Regions from separate parts of the Mus musculus genome. Here regions 2, 3 and 4 are each linked to region 1. Evidence: chromatin loops called from intact Hi-C (ENCODE). Cell type or tissue: left cerebral cortex. All regions are shown on one strand. Region 1 has its middle 62 kb from the start of Olfr1505. Region 2 has its middle 310 kb from the start of Gm46645. Region 3 has its middle 120 kb from the start of Gm24319. Region 4 overlaps Gm31594 (a long non-coding RNA gene).

Evidence for each region. Hi-C counts contacts between places; a loop is a spot of excess contacts. Peaks named below come from ENCODE experiments on the same cell type or tissue, not always from the same donor. Only the 100,000 strongest peaks of a DNase experiment are listed, where the experiment ranks them.
Region 2: a loop joins it to region 1, with 13 times the contacts of the local background. A loop is called at or near these places in 25 of 42 quality-filtered maps.
Region 3: it touches region 1 in a loop (6-fold over the local background); 14 of 42 quality-filtered maps call a loop at or near these places.
Region 4: a loop joins it to region 1, with 7 times the contacts of the local background. A loop is called at or near these places in 21 of 42 quality-filtered maps.

The regions. Positions count from the first base shown.
Region 1 is chr19:13,978,851-13,983,850 of GRCm38, reverse strand. No RefSeq gene overlaps it. Among named protein-coding and RNA genes, the nearest start is that of Olfr1505, 62 kb to the right of the region's middle. In left cerebral cortex, CTCF peaks have their summits at 854 and 2,458 (motif pointing left); a DNase peak (open chromatin) is centred at 2,448.
Region 2 is chr19:15,032,788-15,037,787 of GRCm38, reverse strand. No RefSeq gene overlaps it. Among named protein-coding and RNA genes, the nearest start is that of Gm46645, 310 kb to the left of the region's middle. In left cerebral cortex, a CTCF peak has its summit at 2,018 (motif pointing right); DNase peaks (open chromatin) are centred at 965, 1,175, 1,435 and 2,033; H3K27ac peaks cover 532 bases.
Region 3 is chr19:15,799,418-15,804,417 of GRCm38, reverse strand. No RefSeq gene overlaps it. Among named protein-coding and RNA genes, the nearest start is that of Gm24319, 120 kb to the right of the region's middle. In left cerebral cortex, a CTCF peak has its summit at 2,367 (motif pointing right); DNase peaks (open chromatin) are centred at 1,044, 1,753, 2,388, 2,907 and 1 more place; H3K4me3 peaks cover 1,268 bases; H3K27ac peaks cover 2,930 bases.
Region 4 is chr19:15,608,276-15,613,275 of GRCm38, reverse strand. All of the region lies in intron 2 of Gm31594 (a long non-coding RNA gene), which reads right to left. Among named protein-coding and RNA genes, the nearest start is that of Gm31594, 12 kb to the right of the region's middle. In left cerebral cortex, no CTCF peak of the experiment used is centred here; a DNase peak (open chromatin) is centred at 2,045.

The DNA.
Region 1 (5,000 bases):
GGATTTGAGGCAATGTCTGTATAGGTGAGTTGTTGAACTTTGTTCACTGTTAGGGTTAATTTTGCGGATAGAGTTAGGATAGGTTTAGGTCAGCGTTATGGCTTATCATTCTGGTTAGCATTACAGTTAATGCTAAGCATAAAGACAGTTTTCAATATCAGGATTTTATTTATGATAAATTGTTGTCTTAGGGCTCAAGTGAAGCTAGGATCAAGATTATTGTTCAATCAAAGTCTTAGAGTTATAAGGGGTTGGACTTTACGGTCTGGTCTGGGTTTTGTTTAAGATCAGAGCTATTGTTTGGCTACGACTCAGGGAAAGAGTTTCATGTAGTAATAGGACAAGAGTTATATTTAGTGTTACAAACTGGTCTATGACCAGTGCTAGACCTAGTTTTATTATTCAGGCTAGATGTTGACTGGGTTGGGGTTTTGTCTTTAGTCTGATTAGAGCAATTGTAGTGTTAATATTATTGTTAGTGTTAGGTCTAGAGATATTTTAGGTTTATTTCTACGATGAATGTGAGAATTAGTTGTAGGGTTTGATTTATATCACTCCAAGGTCAATGTGAAGGCTATGAATGGTTTCAGGTGTATTTATAAGGATAATATTAGAGTTAGAAGTAGGATTATTGCTAGAGTTAAGGCTGGGAGCAATATTGGTATTTATTTCCCCCCTGATTTTATGTTAGAGCTAGAGCTAGGTTCATGGTACATGTCAGAGTTAGGTTTGTCATCAGGACTAGTGTTAATCTTGGGGTTAGGGTTAGAGCCAGGTTTGTGTTTAGGGTTAGGACTGGTGGCCGAGCTAGGAACAGGATAGTTGATGGGGACAGGTTAGGATTTGCTGCAAATTTTGTGTAACAGCTCCATTTAGTGGTAGAACAATGTTTACGGTTATTTTTAGACTTCGTTTTAGGTTTCAGACTGGGGATATAGTAACAATTATACTGAGTGCTCATGATGTGTTTAGGGCATTTGAGCTAGGATTTGGTAGGTAGTCACACTGGATGTATGATTAGATTTAGGATTAGGATTAGGGCTCAGGTTGGGACTAGGGTCATAGATAGGGTGAAGTTTAGAGTTAGAACTAAGACAAAGTTAAGGGTTAGTTTTAGGGTTAAGGCTAGAGTAAGAGCCAGTGTTTGGGTTAGGTTTAGAGACTTGTTTCTTGTCATGCTTAAGGTTATGGATATGGATTCTGGATATAGACATAGATGTGAATATGGCTTTTTTGGTTATGATTGTAGTTAACATTGGTTTTATAATTAAGATGCCAAGATTAGCATTAGTGTTACTGCTTGGAGTGGAGCCATGGTTAGTTGTAGACTTAGATTACGTTTAGAGCTAGGTTTAGGCTTAGGTTTCAATCCAAATTACATTTGAAGTGTTTGATGGCAAAATTTTGTTATGTATGGTAGAGGTTAGTGCTGGTTTTAGGACTAAGTTTAAGGATGGTGCTGGGCGTATCATGTGGGTAAGTGGTTGTCTTAGGGTTTTAATGCTGTGAACAGACACCATGACCTAGGAAATTCTTATAAAGGACAACATTTAATTGAGGCTGGCTTACATGTTTAGAGATTCAGTCCGTTATCAAGGTGGCAGCGTGGCAACATCCAGGCAGACCTGGGGCTGGAGGAGCTGAGAGTTCTACATCTTGTTCCAAAGGCAGCTAGGAGAAGAGTGGCAGCTAGAACAATGGTCTTAAAGCCGACATCCACAGTGAAATATCTACTCCAACAAGACCATACCTACTCCAATAAGGCCACACACTTCCTAATAGTGGCAAGCATATACAAACCATCACAGTGGTATAGTTGGTGTTAACATTTAGTATACCATTAATTTTAGAGGTAGTTTTACTATTTGGGCTAAATATAGGCTTTAGACTAGTGTTAGGTTTGTTTGTTTGTTTGTTTTTGCTATGGACTGATTATGGCAATTGTATGGTTATAGATAGAGAAGGTAGGGCTTGTGTTAGTCTCACTGTTAGTGTTAAGGTTGAAGTTAGGGTTAGGGTTAGCTTATTATTAGTGTCTGGCAAAGGATAGAGTTTTAGTTTTTTTGTTTTTTTTTTAATGTTACAATTAGACCTAATGTTAGAATATAGTTAGGCCTTGCTAGTGTTAGGGTTAGGAACAGTTTTACATATATTTCTAAGTTTAATGTTAGTGTTAGTAATAGGAACAGGGATAGAGTTAGGGTTAGGGTCTGTAATTGGTGTTATTTTATAGTTTAGTTTTAGAGTTAGAGGCAAGCTTATGGTTAAGTTTAGGGGTGGTTTTTGTTTTTGTTTACTTCTTTTGTCTGTTTGTTTAATTTGTTAGGATTATGGTTAGTCTGTATGGCTAAGGCTAAGTTTAGGTTTATGGTTAGGACCAGTGTCAGAAGCAGTGTTTAGAGTACAGCCTTCCTTTAGAGTTTGCAATAAAGATAGAGCAACACCGCCACCTAGTGCTAGAACTAATATTAGCATTTGCGTTTCTGTTTTTTAATTTTAATCTACAAATGTGTTTAAAATGGACCTCTTGACTTTAAAAAAAATTAATCACTTGACTTTTTAAAATACATTTTTCAAAGAAAAATTGTGGGTAGTGGGGGGTTGGGACATTCTCGTGGAGACAGGGGGTGGGGAGGAGGTATGGATGTGGAACAGTCCGAGGGTGGACTGGGATTGGGGGTGGAGGTGTGTGAATAAATCTGGAGTGTAAACAAACAAACAAAACAAATGTATGCTACAAAAATAAATATTGCATCAATCTTGCTGTTATAAAAATTATGTAAAATATATTATGACCTTGATTTCCTCTCTTCTATATATCTTTCTAACTTTCCTCCACTCAACTCCACAGCCTTTCTCTCTGTCTGTCTCTGTCTCTCTTTTTCTCTCTCTGAAGAAAATTTGTTTTTGTTTGTTTTCCTGTTTGTTATGGTTAGTTGTTTACTTGGTTTTACTGTTTATGCTGTCTGTATGTTTAAAATGTGGTTTAGAACTGCTAATACATTTAGGGCTATTGTCTAAGCCAGGGTTAGTTTTGGGATGACACGTAGGTTTTGGGTTAGTATCGAAGTTATATCTCAGTTTAGCATTAGTGTTAATTTTAGGTTTAGGGCTGGCAGTAGGACTTGATTTACGGTAGGATGAGGACAAGGGCTAGAATTAGGACTTCATTTAGGGTTAAGACGAGGGATAAAGACAATGTCTGGGTTAAGTGTAGAACTTGCGTGTTATAAGGGTTAAGTTTATGGATAAGGTCAGGGCTAGTTAGGTTATGGTTATGGCTTTGCCAGGATTAGTGTTACGGCTATGATGGCATTTATGGTTAATTGTAGGCTAGGGTTAAAATAGGTTTAGATTTAAACGTACAAATAAGTTTCTCTGAGGATTAAATTTAGAATTTAGGGTCAATAGTATGTGAAGTTTATGATTTAGTTTACAGATGCAGTTTGGTTTATCATTATGGTAATGGTTACAGTTAGTGGTAGCAAATTGTTCGGTTTAGTTTTAGAGTATGGGAAATATGTAGGTTTTAGGTTAGGGTTTGGCTTGGATCTTAGAAGAGTCATGTTTAGGTTAGGTTTAGGGTTAGGGTTAGAGGGTCTGAGGTAGACAAGATTAGGGTTCAAGTTAATTTTTGGATTTGGATTAGTGTTCATTTTGGGGACAAAGTTAGTAGTAGTCTCTTCTTCAGATCACTGCAGGGCTGGTGCTAGGGTTAGGGTTATTGTTAGGATTATACCTGGATTAGTGTCAGGGAAAGTTTTACTTTTTTTTTCTAAGTATGATGTTTGAGTTTAGGGTTAGGGTTAGGGCTAGGGCTAGGATTTAAGTTATTTCTAAGTTTAGAGTTAGAGGTAATTTTAAGGTAGAAATTCAGGCTAGATTTGTCGTTAGGGGTAGTGTTAATCATGAGGTTAGTGTTAAAGGTAGGTTTATATTTAGGGTTAGAATTGATGGCTGGCCAGATTAGCAGTAGAAGCATAAAGTTATTGTAAGTGCTACAGTTAGTATTAGAACTCATTTAAGTTTTGTTTTTGATCTAGTTTAGGGTTCTGGTTGGAGTAGATTTCAATTTCTTTTAGGGATAAGTCTATATTTTGATCTAGTGTTTGATCTGTGGCTAAAATAAGGGCGTAATCAAGGGTATGGCTTAGTTTTCAGTTAGTTCTTAGTTAAGTATTGTGGAAAAGGTTAGAGACAGTGATATGACTGAGATTGAATTATGTTTTTTTAAGGCATAGTTTTAGATTTAGACTAGGGACAGAGACAGTGTTTGGATCAGGTGTGGATATTAGTGTTATGGTTAAGGCTATGGCTAGGGTTAGGGGTAGGTTTTGGTTATTGTTATGATTACTGAGAGGGTTAGAGTACAGGTAAGGGGCAGATTGCAGTTATGGTTACTTGTAGGCTTAGTCTATATTAAGAACTCGATGTAAACTTAACAGTGTTGTTATATGAAGTAGATTAAGGTTTGAGGTATGGTTAGGGTCAGTGCTAGAGTTAGGTTTAGGAATAATATTAGGCACAGAGTTTAGTTTTACATTAAGAAAATGAACACAGTCTTAAACAGTGATGCATCCAGGCATGCAACATGTGGCTGAGACCGCACCACCTTGAGGAGTACCTACCACCTCTCAGACTCAACACCTGCCCAGAGTTGGGGCAGGTTGGCTGGGACATGATGCTAGCTGTAGACAGTAGAAGCCAAGGCCTGGAAGTCCTGAGAAAAGACATCACTGAAGACCTCTGAACTGGTAATATAAAACAGAATGGAAAATTCCCAAAGAAAAGAGTTTAGAGATACATAGATACAGAGATAAATACATAAGTTTAGAAGCAATAAAAGAGAAAAAATCGAAATGTCTTGTAAGTACACTTAGACACTAAAAAGGGGGAAAGATACTGAGAGTATACAGTGATGAAAAGAAATTTTAGGTTAAAAAGTAATAAAGTAAAGTCTCCGATGGACGGAGAGAGGAGAAGTAGGTATGTGCATAGAC
Region 2 (5,000 bases), 1.1 Mb before region 1:
ACTATGTCATCCAGGCTGACCTTAAACTTCTGGACTTAGTCCTCCCCAGCCATGAGTATAGCTCAGGCTATAGACATGTCCCAATGCATCTGTCTCATGTCTGTTTCTTAATTATTTCAAACCTAGACAGCACAGACCAGCACCTGACTTGAGATCCTTTGAAGCTTTCCTGAAGTGAGTGTCTAGCTGCCGTTGCATCCTCTTTTCCTTTTGAGTATGTTAGAGTGACGCAATGCAACAGACTTCTACCCAGGAAGGTCCTTAATTGTTCCTCAGGCAGTACTGGTACTACAAACAAAAATTGAAGTGATGCACTTAGACTAGAACCTTAGCTTATTTGCATTGCTGCCCTTTATGAAGTTATAATATTCAACCTCATCATTGTGCAGCCCATGAATTCCACAAACCAGTTGTAAAGCTTCTTCCTTAGCCACTGGGCACAGTCTACTGAAGCTCCACTGAAGAGATGCTAGATATTTTTCTAGAACCTCAGACCAAACATTTTATCAAGAGCAGTACCAAGATCAACCTTTTAGGGAAAACATATTTAACCTTTGTGTAAACTAAAAGAGGACAGTCATGGTTAGCTATGTATTGTGCAAGGACATAAAGCAGTCAAGATGATAAAACCAGAACTTCAAATGGGTTACCATATCAGCTCTATTTCCCCATGTGCTGTTTATTGGCACATTTGATATGCAAAGCTCTCTGCTGATCCCTTTTCTCTACAGTTCCCATAATGCTGTGAGCAGGAACTAGCAATAGCCTTTCAGAGTGAAAGAACTGAAGTTTAAAGAAATTAAAGTGTCTTTCCCAGGGCCATTGGTAATGATGGGACTGAAGAGTAAAGCTCTTAGCAATAGTTCCCTTCCCCTTTTCTCCTGCTGTATCACGCCTCTCCTGAGTCTGGCTCTGCCTCCAGTTCAGAAGCTGCACTAAGTTGCACAGCTCCGTGCACTTTCATATGGTATCTAATTTAAACCTCATGAAGTGCTACATGAGTCATATTATCACCTAAGATCACATAAGAGTTAGGAAGTAGAAGAAATGTATTTGAGCGTCAGCTCTACAGAGCAGACATTTGAATCCCAGTTTTAACCCAAGTCAAAATTTGATAAATTTCTATTTTAAAAGCTTTGATGGTAATCTCTCCCGATTCACAGCCTCGAGGCCTATGGGAGGTAGAAGACAGGACACAGAGAGGACACTGCCAAGAGAACTCAGTGCATACATAAGGCAGCTGCTTGGGCTTTCATTGTACTTGCATTTCCAATGGGAGGATTTGCTTTAATAAGCCCTAGTGAATTCTTCTGACTCCCAATGCAGACAGCTATTTGCCTCAATATGATGACAGCATATTTCCCTTTTGGAATGTTGAATGAAGGGTTGAGATAATGGTCAGTCCTCCCCCTTCTGATGAAAAGAGAAGGCTGGGAGAACACAGCAGCTTTGACGTTTGTCAGCTTGTTAGCCGGAGTCTTCAGGACATGTCTTTATTTCTGTAGTCAGCCCTAGTTGGCGCTAACAAAGAGTGACTGCAGTCTGGGTATAGAGGAAATTTCATTACTGTGTTAAAAATAATTGAGTAAAGAGACCAAGAAATAAGGCCAAGTTGGATGCAAAATGTAAGATGTAAGGCCAAACATAAGATGAAACCATGCTTATTCGGGTTACTTAAGGGGTAACAAACTGCTGTTTTGAAAACTAGTTGTTTGGGGACATCTCATGTATAGAAATATTGGACATCATCTGTAATTGTGCTGAGTAATGAGAAAGACACACCTGCTTCAAGGCTAATATGATAATGACTGTATGAGAGACCAGAGGAAAGATATCTAGGGTTATACTTTCTGACTTTTGGGGCTTGTTCTGCTAAAAACAAAAGCCTCATTAGGGGAGTTTGAAATGAATTATATTTCTCCATTTCTCTCACAATTAATTTTCAGACAGCCCAGTTACAATTTTCAAGTTAGATGCTTTTGCCCTGAGCAGGGTGGCATGAGACAGCTGAGGACCAGCAGAGGGCAGTGCTGAGCTGACGCTGGCTCTGGCACTTACTTGGGGCTATAAAATTGTGCTTGTTATTAAATGAAATCTTACGGCTAACTCAGCCACAGAGGAAATTAAACTGCTAATTATGTGTGTTTAAACCACTAAAAAGGGCCCGGTTGTTGCTCTGGATTTCAAGAAACACCTACCTCATCTCTGGATTTAAAATATGCAATTATGCCTAGAAATAGTACCTTTTAACAATTATATGCAATATATATTTTTTAATTTGTAGACTTATCTGTTTGCATAGCCTATCTCTTTTAAAGCAAATAAGCAATATATTGGTGGCTTTAGCATTGTCATTTCCTTATAGAACATGCCAGTGACTTTAACTGAGCAATCCATGCTCAATTTACATACAGGTCAGAGTTTTAAAGGATTACCATATTATTTTTTGGTTTTAAAAAATAACCATATTAATCTTATGATAGCACACCACACACATACACACACACAGAACAGAACAACAAAAACAAACACATTAAAAAAACAACAACAACAACAAAAAAAAAAACAGGATTTCTGCGGAGACAAAAATTTGCAAACCTGGAAAAAGATCTAGGTTTTTTGTTTGTTTGTTTTGCTTTGTTTTTCCAAGAAAACCTAGTTTTCTGAAAAGAAGAATAATGATTCAACTGTAGGTGATGTCATTGTCAAATTAGCCTCATGACTGAGTGAAACAGTCATCTCAGAGAGGATGAATGGGCAACAAGCACCCAAGACCGGGTGGGGACTGTGCCTGGCAACTTGGTAGCTCTCCATGCATCACCCTACAAGCCAAGGGGAGAGAGAATTTATTTGAGGTAGCAACAAAAAAAATATATAAGTAGGAATTGACCATGAGGCTCTGTCAGCTGAATGATTGTGTGGCTCGGGCCCTTGCGTACCCAACTTGTTTTCATTTTTATATTCTCGAGATCTAACTTTTCATAGTGTTTTCCCAAGGCCAGCTGGAGTGCCTTTCCCCCTTCTAAATTGGAATCTGCATTTCAACATGTCTGCAGATGATTGGCCTGATTTGAGACGTGCTATATATTGGGTCTTATAGCTAATAATTTCATTTCTCACCAAAATTCATTTCCCAGCATTTTAGTATAGAAATGGTTCATAAAGCCCCAAATTACTCATTTGCAATTAATTAAAGGAAGTTTTTGTGTGTATGCCAAATGCTGCTGTTTCCCCTTTTGCGACAAACAAACTGTTTGAAAATCTGTAACGGATTCCTTTTTCCAGCTGGATCTAACACACTGGCCATTCCAGACTTCAAGAGATTCCTAGAAGGATGAATGCCACCCACAACAGGCTCTTGTGGATTTACTTTCTGCGGTTGGCCCTGCTGAGAGCCAGCTCCAGAGTTCACCACCCTGTCACGGCTCTTCTGTCCACTTTACTGCATGCCTTTTATGGGTGTCATGAAAAAATGATAATGACCCGTTTTCTTACCCATCAAAAGCTATAAACCAGAAGCCTCTCCCACGTTCCTGGAGCAAGAAGGGCAGTGTGGCTAAGTCAGCCTGTCAGAAATGATGAGGCTCTCCACCTTGGCGAGTGAGATTAATCTAAATCAAATACTTCCCAGCTTGCCAATTGTAGCTAATTCCCTTGGGGAAGTACAAGAGCTACGCGAAGCGGGTACAATCTGCTCAAACCTTTGGTAAGGCCAGGCAGGTAAAACCCTCTAAGCTTGTTAATGTCTTGTCCTGCTAGGCTCTAGGATGGACTCAGAAATCGCTACTGCGCCTCAACCCCACATTACAAAGAAATGATGCTTTCAGAGATGCAAACCAAATATCCCAGGTTACACAGCTGATGGCTTGGTTCTGTGCAGACAGCCCTAGTACCTTGATGAAACTGCTCCCCACGTTGCCTTCCTTCTTCTGGGCCAGGAATCATCAGGCGGCCTAAGGTGCCAGGCTTTGCACTTTGCAAGCCGTGAGCTGAAATACTCCTGCAACAAAGGAGAGTAACTTATGCCTGCCTGTGTGTAGGCTGTGGGCAGTGGAAGAGGCAGGCTCTCGGGCTGCTGAATGTGTATGCCTCTAGGAGTGGGGGAAGGCGGGGATCCCCCACCCTAAGATGTAGAGTGGGCCCCTGAGGCTCAAAGGCCAGGAACAGGAAGGACTCCCTCGGTGACAAAGCAGGCTACCTCAGTGACCTGTCTATTCCACCTAAAGCAAAAGGAGAGGCCTGAGGACCCCAGGTCCAGCCTACCCAGTTTAGCAAAAGAAACTGCAGCAATAACATGAGATTTCCTTTTGCTTTGTGAGCACTAACTCGGGCCTTCCCCATGAAGCCCTTTTCCCTCTCTCTATCTTGGTAATAGGGATACCGGAGGCAGCAGTGAGCTGGAGAGGGCAAATACCCAGAATGAAGTGTTTGTCTGTGGGGCTTTTAACTGTGTTTGTTTGTTTGTTTGTTTTGTTGTTGTTTATATCAGACTTTTTGCAATTGATTTTACCTCCATGAAATAAGTCCCATTCTTTTTAGTACACAGTTCTATGAGCTTTGATAAGCAAGCCCCACAGTCTTGAAAATACAGGAGATGGCTCAGTGGGTAAGAGTGTGACTGCCCTTCCGAAGGTCAGGAGTTCAAATCCCAGCAACCACATGGTGGCTCACAACCATCTGTAATGAGATCTGACTCCCTCTTCTGGAGCGTCTGAGGACAGCTACAGTGTACTTGCATATAATAAATAAATAAATCTTTTAAAAAGAAAAAGAAAAAAAAAAAAAAGAAAATACAGAACACTCTCTCACTTACCCCTAAAATCAACAGCTCACCTTTATAGCCAACTCTCACCCCAAGCCCCAACCAAGTCTCTTTTCTGTCCCTACAGTGCTACCTTAAGTACTTAGGTTTATTTATTTTTACAACCTTTCTTCTTTCACAGTAACTGGAACAGAGGTCAGTTAGCATAGTCAGACAGAGATCAGGCAGTTCAAGCCAG
Region 3 (5,000 bases), 1.8 Mb before region 1:
TTGTCTTGCATAGATGCATAGACCAGGGTTTCTTACCCTCTCCATGAGCATCACTTTGGAGTGGAATTTCTTGTGTTGGCTTCTAGTCTATGGATTATGATCTATTTAAAAGCACCTGCCCTCACAACTCCAGCCTCTGTAGTTTGATGTCAGTGGCATATTTCCAGATGTGATGAAAACATCTCTGGACTGTGACAAAGTTGTCGCTGGGCTGGTTGAGCCTCACTGGTTTCATGAGGGTGGCTGGTGAAGTCAGCACTTTACTTCATATCCTCTCTAACGGTGTCCTTGGATTTAAAGCTGAGTGGCTGGGTGCTGGGGATGTAGCTCAGTGGTAGGGAACTTGCCTAGGATGTGCCAGGCCCTGGATTCTGCCCTCAGAACCCTAAAATCAAACACAAACCAAAAAAATAAACAAACAAACAAAAAAACAAACAAAAAACCAAAAAACAACAACAACAAAAAAACCACACTAATAGTGTCTTTATTCTCTGCTTCTGGGGTAGCAGGCTTATTCTAAGACAAGAGTGCCTGTGTTTTAAGTAACACTTCTTGTGATTCTTACATTCTGGACATCCCATCATAAAACACAAGCCCGAAAGGCACACACCAAATATACTGCACTTCCTGATTGCCAGGGAGGGAGCGCGTTCTTGCTCCTCCTCTCCTGGATCCATGCAATAATTAGCCAAAGTAAAATGAATATTAGCCCATGCTTAGCTGCCTTACTGTGAGCTTGCCAGCACTGACCCAGTAGTGCTAAACCAATTATTTTTTGAACTTTATGGCTTTAAATAATCCCTTGCTCTAAAATTCCCTGTACCCCTCAGCTACTTAACCACAGGCCCCTCTGCCCTAAATCCTTTTCTTATACTTTGTAGCTTTTTAAGCAAGGCCCCTCTTTAAGAAGACATAATCCCTTCTCTGTAGAAAACATGAAAGACCTTGAACAAATCAAGATTTCTCCATGGAGAATTCAGTTAATCCTGCGCTTATTGCCTAACAAGGAAATCCATCTCTCCACCAAGCACGCCATTACCCGGACTAATGCCTGACTTGAATAACAAGCAAATTATTGTGCTTTTAATTGTACCCTGCCTGGTCACGAAGCACATCTGAGAGAGGGATGTGGCATCTCTTCCCGAGAAACAGGTCAAGCCTCTAATCCTCCTTTTCTTTTTGCCTTCCCCTCCCCCTCCAACCCTTTCTCTTCCCAGCAGCAGAAGGGGGGAAAAAGACAGCTAAATTATGTTTAAAATGGAAGAGCTAAAGAAGAAAAAAAGGCAGTAAATACTGACTTGGGAGAAGGAGAATTATCCTCTGTCTCTGCGGTGTGGCTCATTTGAGAACAATCAATGTTATCATAACCCCATTACCAGAGGGCGATCTCTCTCTCTCTCTCTCTCTCTCTCTCTCTCTCTCTCTCTCTCTCTCCCTCTCCCTCTCCCTCTCCCTCTCCCTCTCCCTCTCCCTCTCCCTCCCCCTCCCTCCCCCTCCCCCTTTTCTAAACCAGACTCCTAGTGCATCTGTGCTATTGACAGTTTGGGCTGGATAACTCTCTGCTGTGTGTGTTAGTGGTGGGTCTCTCCTGAATGCTGTAGAACGCTCAACACCTTGTCAAGTTGTGTCAATCCAAAATGTTCCAATATGATAACAAAGACTCTTGGATGTCATGCCAGTCACCCTGATTGAGAGTCACAAACCAAACCCAACATATTGCGATGGACTGGTTGTATATGATCGTCCATCTCTACACAAACGCTAATCAAATCAGGATTTTTTTAAAACTGGAAACCAGGGAGGCAATCATGTCCTTCATGTATGTAGAACAGAATGAAATAAAAGGCAGCCGAAGCATTTGTTGTCAGGAATAGGGGAGTTGCTTGTTTCAGGATCCAGGATGCAAAAAGACTTGGCATTTGATCCTCAGTGCACAGACAAGTGTCTCTGAATGCAGGAAGCTTTTGAATGCCCCTCCCCATCTTGCAGTCTTAGAAACTGGGCTTGTTTTGGGTGGGAGAAGGATGATATGAAGGTTTACAGCGTAAGAACCATTACCCAGAAGTGCTGATACCCAAGATAGTTGAGGTCGGATGGAGAAGTGGTGAGCCTCAAGCTCTTTCAGACAATGCCAGCCAACCATCCTGAGACCTGGAAACCAGCATCACGGAAAGCGCCCCACAGCGGAAGTATTAGTCACGCGCTGCACTGCACTTAGAGTTGCAACCTTAGAGGAAAACGCCGTCTTACTCCGAGGTACAAAGAATCAGCTTATTTTTAGAACTTACTAGAAGCTTTGTTGTCTGTCCTTTAGTGGCCTCGAGCAAATATGGGAGAGAAAGGCATTGCCGTTAACCTCCGTGACCAATAGATGGCGGTGTATCTCTTCCTGAGAAGCCAGGCTTGGCAGCAGCTGGTAAGACCTCCTTAAGCTAAGGAAGACAAGTGCCACTCGGTGTCCTCTGGAAGACAGGCATTTCCTCCCATTGTTGGCACAAACAGCTCCAAACAATTGTACTGACCACACACCTTCAAGCCACATTCCGGGGTGCTGCTGGCTGCCCTGGAGTGAATGCCAGGAAAACGAACCAAGCTGCTAATTTGCTTGATTGGGGGGCGGGGGGGGGGGGGAGGGGGGGAGAAGGAGCGGGAGAAGGAGGGGGAGAGGAAGATCTTGAGTAACAATGGGCATGATTTATTTTTCCAACACGAATAGGGGCAATGCTATTTTAGCCCCTCTTCCAACTGCTGAAGTAAATGAAAGCAGCCACCTAATTAGCCGGAATCACTAGCTAGCAGAGGAAAAATTTCTGCTGCGACTCAGGCTGGGGTGGGGAGTTGGGAGAACCGGGTGTGATGTTGGAGGAGGAGAATGGGTGGGAAGGAAAAGGAGGCCAGGCGAACAGAAGGCTTTTGTAGAGCCCCTGGCTGCCTGCAGTCTGTGGGCTGAGCTGGCCCCGACCCTGAGAGAACAAGGGAGCTGTGGTTCTTCACATTCATCTTCTGCAGGCGGAAAAAGCATCTGCTGCAAGACCGGTCTCTGAGTTGATTTTTAAAGTGCTACCGGTGTAGATGAATTAGCTTGGGAAAGAGAGTCCAGCCCTGTGTCGTCTGGCTGACCTGCTGGTGGGCTGTACCAGGACCCCGCAGGAAGGCTCTCTGATGCACCATTAGGGACATTTCAGGCTGATCTGAGACCAAATTTGGCTGTTGGTCAGGAATGAAACAAATACCTAGTTATAGACTGATCCTGACTAATTGTCCTTCTCTAGCAGGACATATGCGCCATCCCTACAAGGGCAGTATCAGGAACTATCAGCACAACAATGGGCAGGTAGGCGCTGTTGAAATCTTCCACTTCACGAACTGAAGTGCTAATTTATTTGTTCAGGGATGACTTTGGTTTTTTAGTTCGATATCACTCTAATTGAAATACTTCACTAATGCGATTTATCCCAACTGTAAACTGTCAGTTCCCACAGCTGTTGCCTTTTTTCAAGCAATCTGGCAAATGTGTACGGCTAAAAACACAACCTTAGGAGATTGAGAAGGAGCCTGCACAATTTTCTTCCCCCCCCCCTCAGCTGGCCCACATCACCCCTCCCCCCCCAGCCCCGCCCCTGAAAACCTTTGAAACCACACGCTCCTTTTCCATAGCCACACCCACTTCGATTTTGGACAGATCTGCTGTGTTTGGCTGATCAATGTCTGTCCTTCGTCTTCTAGACTTGTACCTGGTTTTCCTCAGGGGACATGTGTCTTTAGTGAGGTGGACTTTGGTCTTCTGTGCTGGGGTGGTGGACATGTTATCCAGATGTAATAAAAATCTTTATATTTCCACCTATTTTGGGCTCCTGATGGAGGGTCTTGCTCAAATTAGCAAAGCAACAGCCATAAAACCGAAAGGAGACCCAGTTAACTTTGAATTTTAGATAAACGATTATGTTCTTTTATTAAAGTGTATCTGAGATATTATATGGAACACACACACACACACATACACACACACACAAACCTGTTGTCTATCTGGAATTTAAGTGTAACGAAACACTGTATATTCTGCCCCATGATGCTATTTCTTCCTAAAGAAGTATTTGACCTAAATTGGTCAAACTAGAATCAGACTAGGACTTTTACAATAGCTTTAGAAAAAAATATGCTTAAATAAACTCAAGAAAAATCAGTTGAGCTACTGAAGAGGGAGGACCTGTGCTATGACTGTTAGTGGCTATTTCTCCTACTGTGTGGCAGCCAATGCCATGAAGGACAACCATGTCTCACTTGACCAGGTGGGTGAGCTGCTATTGAAGCTGGCCCTGTGCTCAGAGAAGAGAAGGTGACAATGGCTATATAGAATCACAGCTTTCTGCCTCTTGAAATAAGCCAATAAAATGTCAACCCTGGGTTGTGCCCACTGGGCACAGCTGTTTAGTCAAGAGAGTGTTGAATGGATGTCAGACAGTGCAAATAGCTGATGCCAACAGAACCCTTCTATTATTGCTCCTTCCTTCCTTCCTTCCTTCCCTCCTTCCTTCCTTCCTTCCTTCCTTCCTTCCTTCCTTCCTTCCCTCCTTCCCTCCTTCCTTCCTTCCTCCCTCCCTTCCTTCCTTCCTTCCTTCCTTCCTTCCTTCCTTCCTTCCTTCCCTCCTTCCTTCCTTCCTTCCTTCCCTCCTTCCCTCCTTCCCTCCTTCCTTCCTCCCTCCCTTCCTTCCTTCCTTCCTTCCTTCCTTCCTTCCTTCCTCCCTCCTTTCCTTCCTTCCTTCCTTCCTTCCCTCCTTCCCTCCTTCCCTCCTTCCCTCCTCCCTTCCTCCCTTCCTCCCTTCCTCCCTTCCTTCCTTCCTTCCTTCCTTCCTTCCTTCCTTCCTTCCTTCCCTCCTTCCCTCCTTCCTTCCTTCCTTCCTCCCTTCCTTCCTTCCTTCCTTCCTTCCTTCCTTCCTTCCTTCCTTCCTTCCTTCCTTCCTTCCCTCCTTCCCTCCTTCCTTCCTCCCTTCCTTCCTTCC
Region 4 (5,000 bases), 1.6 Mb before region 1:
CAGCATAGGATTCTAGTACTGAGCCTTCACTCTACCCTACATGCTTTTGAGCTCTATATATTTGCCCCTTTTCCTTTCCTGCAATATGGAGATGGAATTTCTTTACTCCCAAGCCTCAAGTGTCTGTGGTCAGCAGAGCAAATGTCTGTCCTATGGTCTGCATCTTAATTCCTGCATCTGAGACTATGCTATGCTTCGTGACCGAAGGGACTTTGTAGCTAGAAGGATGATGGTAAAACACAGAGGTTCGTCTGGATTATCCAAGTGAGAGAAGAGGTATGGGAAATAGCTCTAAGTGTTTTTTTCTTTGAGTTTGCTTGCAAAAGTAGAGAATGTTACTAGATAAGCTTAGAAGAAAGGGTTTCCCAGAATTAAAAGGAACCATGGTGATTGATCTTAGCTTAATAAAAGAAGTTGATCTCAGTGTAATGAATGCCAAGATTCACATCACAGAGTCCTTGAAAACTTTTCCTTGTGACTCTGTAAAACATTACTACCTGTGAGGAACCTCCACTTCACAGAACGTTCCCTTCAAGAAACGCACAGCCCTATGATAGAGATGGCTCAGTGGTTAAGAGCACATGTTACTCTTCCAGACTACCCAGGTTGGGTTCCTAGACCTATAGTGGATGGCTAGAACTGCCTGTGACTCCTGGTTCAGAGGATCTGATGCTCTCCATTGGTATTCATGGGAACTGCCCAAATACCATGCACATCAAGACAAAACAGGCACACGTATGAACATACATGTACAATTTTTTTAAAATCCTAAAATAATTGTATACTCCTAGCTCTTAAATAACTTACATGAAATCATATCATGTTGTCTCATACTGCCCACTAGTTAACTCCTTTAATAATCAAGACATTGAGGCCCAGATGACTTCAAATGCATTTATTATTGAACAGAATAAGGATTCTTCCTATTTTGTTGAGGACAGGGGCCTGATTTTGGGGGCCACGTTCAGGACTCTATCTAGAGAGATGGGTCAAAATATTTTGGGGAATATGTCAGTATAAATTAAGATAGCTTCATGAGACTCAGTGGATAAAGTGTCTAGACTGATAATACTATTTTTTGGTTGTGAGCCTAGCCTTTAGTGCCGAGCCATATCTCTAGCTCTTGATAACCCTATTTTGATCCCTGGGACCCACAGAATGGAAGAAGAGAACCATTCCTGTAAGTTGTTCCTCTGACTTACTTACATACACTCACTGTAGTATACTCCCCAAATAAATTTCAAAATGCAATTAAAAACCAGCTTCATGGAGTATATTTTATTAGTATTTTTACTGCTTTGTCCCCTGATCAGTATATAACTTACAGTTGCTACTAAATATATGCTTGTTGGTTCAATTAAATCAGCTTATAATAACAGACACCAGAAATGAGTAAATTAGAAATCATAAAAAACAACTTGGATAATAAAATTTGGCTCATCACCTTGTGAAAAAGACATACTTTAAATATAGCGGGATTTCTTCTGCCCAGATATGTAAGTGCAACACATCTTAAGGGAACCTGTGCTTTCCAGAAGGGCTGCAGGTAAAGGATAGAGGAAACCTGTGATCTCCGTGAGAAACCAAGAGGTCACTGCCTGTTACTGAAGAGAATTTAGGACTTCTCTGCTTGAAGGCAGATCTAATGAGTCCATGTAGGGAGCTGTAACCTCCCTGTAACACAGGCTATGGACCTTGCACAATTAATCAGTGTTATGGCATAACAGCTCAAATATGGAAATTCTAAAGGACCTACATGTTGACAAATGGCCAATTTATGCTAAGATCCATCAAGTGTGCTGGAGCATTTGGAACTATCACTGCACAATCATGACATGGTCATTATCGGGTCGCAAATCGTCCAAGGAAATGACATGCCTCAGGAGGCAAGATTCGCCTGCGGAGCCTGCCTCTTTCTAAACTCAGTGTGTGGCTGGCTTGCTGTAAACGAAGCAATCCAGCATGTAGATGAGCTCCTGTGTGGCAGCTGCATGGCGGAAAGCAATTATAACACAGAGGCGACTCTGCAAGCAAGAACCAGGCCCCTGAAATATGACCACGTCCGCCTCACCACCAACGGAGATGCCAAACTGAAATACACACATAGTCGTAATGGAGAGAGAAGCCTGAATATATAATAGCGAGGAGAGGAACTAGGGATGCTCTCAGCATCCTCCACGGAAACTGTGCTTGGCAGAGGCTGTCTTGGAAAACTCATTAGCTCCTTTGAACTCGGAAGATAGGACTCTTCCAGGGACACTGCAGTCCACTGTTCCCTTTAATAATGTGCAGGGTAGTAGAGAGAAGGCATCACACATTTTCTTTTTGTTGACTACACGAGTCATTGCCATCACTCCCCTCTTCTTAGACATACACTTTGTCAGAAAAGCATGGGCTTTGGGCCAGGAGGACTGACCCAAAGGATGTGAAGATTGACAGATGGCAGGCCTTGACTGACCAACCAGGTTTTACAACACATAGCTCCAAGGCTTGGTTTGATATTTGAGTATAGATATCAAAGCTTGGGCATGAATGATTCCGTCTGCACATCTTATGTTCTGCAGAGGCAGGCATAGTTAGTTGTTCTGCAGAGTGAGAGATGTCACCTAGATATAGAGACAAGAGATTGCACTGCGGGGCTGGAGAGATGCCTCAGTGGTTAAAAGCACTGGCTGGTCTTTTAGAGGCCCTGAGTTCATTTCCAGAAACCATATGGTAGCTCACAACCATCTATAATGGGATCTGATGCCCTCTTTTGTCCTGCAGTCATACAGACAAATAGAGCACTAATCATGTGTGTGTGTGTGTGTGTATGTGTGTGTGTGTGTGTATCTCCCACAGAGATGTAGTTTAGCTTCTGATTTGGATCCTTAGTTTCAGCCTCTTATGAGGCCTGTGATAACTTCTATTCTTGGATTCTGTGAGCCAGCCACATGTGGGTTTACAAATACAACCTTTTTGACTCTGCTAAGGAACAGAATTTGTTTAGGTGATTCAGGTTTATCATCTTCCTCAAAACAACCACCATTCAAGACAGACATAGCTGCTTCAGCTCTTTATGCTGGGAATGGTCTCTTCAAAGTCACACGGTCAGTAAATGGGGGGAGTGGTGATTTCTATTGAAGTTGCATTTGCATCGAAATTGATTTTACATTTTCTATGCAATCATTAAACCACCTACTATATAGTAAATGATTTATGCTATAATTTGAGAACAGAATCTATGTTGCATTACTGAATCAACTTGAGAGTATGACTAGAAACCAAATCATCTTTATTTAAATAGCTAATACTGCTTGTGTTTACTTGTGAGTTGAAACTTGCACATGCCCTGAAGAAAATAATCATATATAAGTGTTTCTCTGAGGTAGAGAGGGGTAAGTGTATCACCTAGAGTTATCATCATCTGGAAAAGTTTGTAACTTAAAATTAAATCTTCATTATCATGAAGGCAAGATTGGGGTTGTATTTTATAAAAAGAAAGAGGAGGCCAGGTATATGTTTGTAGGAGGCGTGGTAAAGTGTGGGGGAAAGGGGTGCCTCTGTGGGCCCATGAGGAGGCATCCCTTCCCCCTAAGGTACCAGCCACAGGACAGTATAGTATAAAATAGAGTTTATTCAGGGCATAGAGAGGGAGTTGAGAGAAAGGCAGAGAGAGGGGGGAGGGGAGTGAGGAGAGGGAGGATCAGGAGCAAGAGGAGAAGAGCAAGAGGGCAAGAGAGAGAGAGAGGAGGGGGCAGGCAGTCCCTTTTATAGTGAGTCAGTCACACCTGGCTATTGCCAGGGAACTGTGGGGCAGAGCCTAGACTAAATGCCAACAATAGGTAATTCCATTTAGAGGGCAAAACTAGTATTTGCCATAAAGAGAATCAAAATATTCTGCTCATTGGTGATTGATTCTCTATTTGGGCAAGGGAGGTGGAAAATGATTTTTCCTTTCCATCAATTACTAAGCAACATTTGGCTCTGCCTGTAGTTATATTCAATAGCCACCACTGGAGAAGAAGAGAGGCTGCTACTGGCTTTTTGTGGGTAGAGCAAGAGATGTGTGCTGCAGTGAACAGGACAATACTCTCCCGGCAGAGAACTGTCTGGCTTCAGATGCTGGGAGTGCTGGACTTAAGAGTTACTCACATGTCCTCTGGGGCTAGTACCCTGTCTGAAAAGCTCATTTTCAGAACAATATTAATTTGAGACTTTTGGGTGGGCCACTGTTTATATATATATAATACTTTACTTTGGAGTGCCAGTATACCCGTGGATTATCATCTATTTAAATGTCAGCAATTTTTTTTTTCATCTAATTGAAAATTTTTTCAGTTAAAAAAATTGGCCAGCCTCTTAGACCCTGGAAAAGTGGATGTGGCTTATCACACAGGAATTTCCAACATTGAGACTAAAGTCGGAGGTAGAATGAGCCCAGGAGAAACCTGTGGCAGGCAAAACCACTATATCCTTTATGCACTAAAAATGACTTAGAAACTAATAAAAAGAGAGAAATACTACCCAAGTGCTCAAGAACTGTATAACACAGATTAAAATTTCTAGATATGAAACATAAGATTTACTAATGTTAAAAGAATTGTTAAAGAAAACATGTTCAAGACAGGAAATATTGCCCTTGAATCTTATAACAGAGTGATTTCTTCTGGTTTGTTTTCCATTTATGAATACATGAGGAAATATAGTTCACCCCATTTAGTTCAGTTTGGATCTGTCCAATTAAACAAACAACACTGTGCAACATCTCTATTTAATCATCAAAACTAGAATTTATTCTATAACTCAGACTCTTATACCATTAGAACATCATTTTCCTTCAGGTGAATGAACACAGAGATATATTACCTTAGTTATGGCATGTATAGGTTCTATCATCTGTGGCTGTACATTATAGATCATATACATTATATCCTATGAACACAATGAACATGTGTTAATACTGTTGTATGCCTAACTTCCAATTATCCTTTGCAAGGGGGCTGGGGGAAAAAAAAACC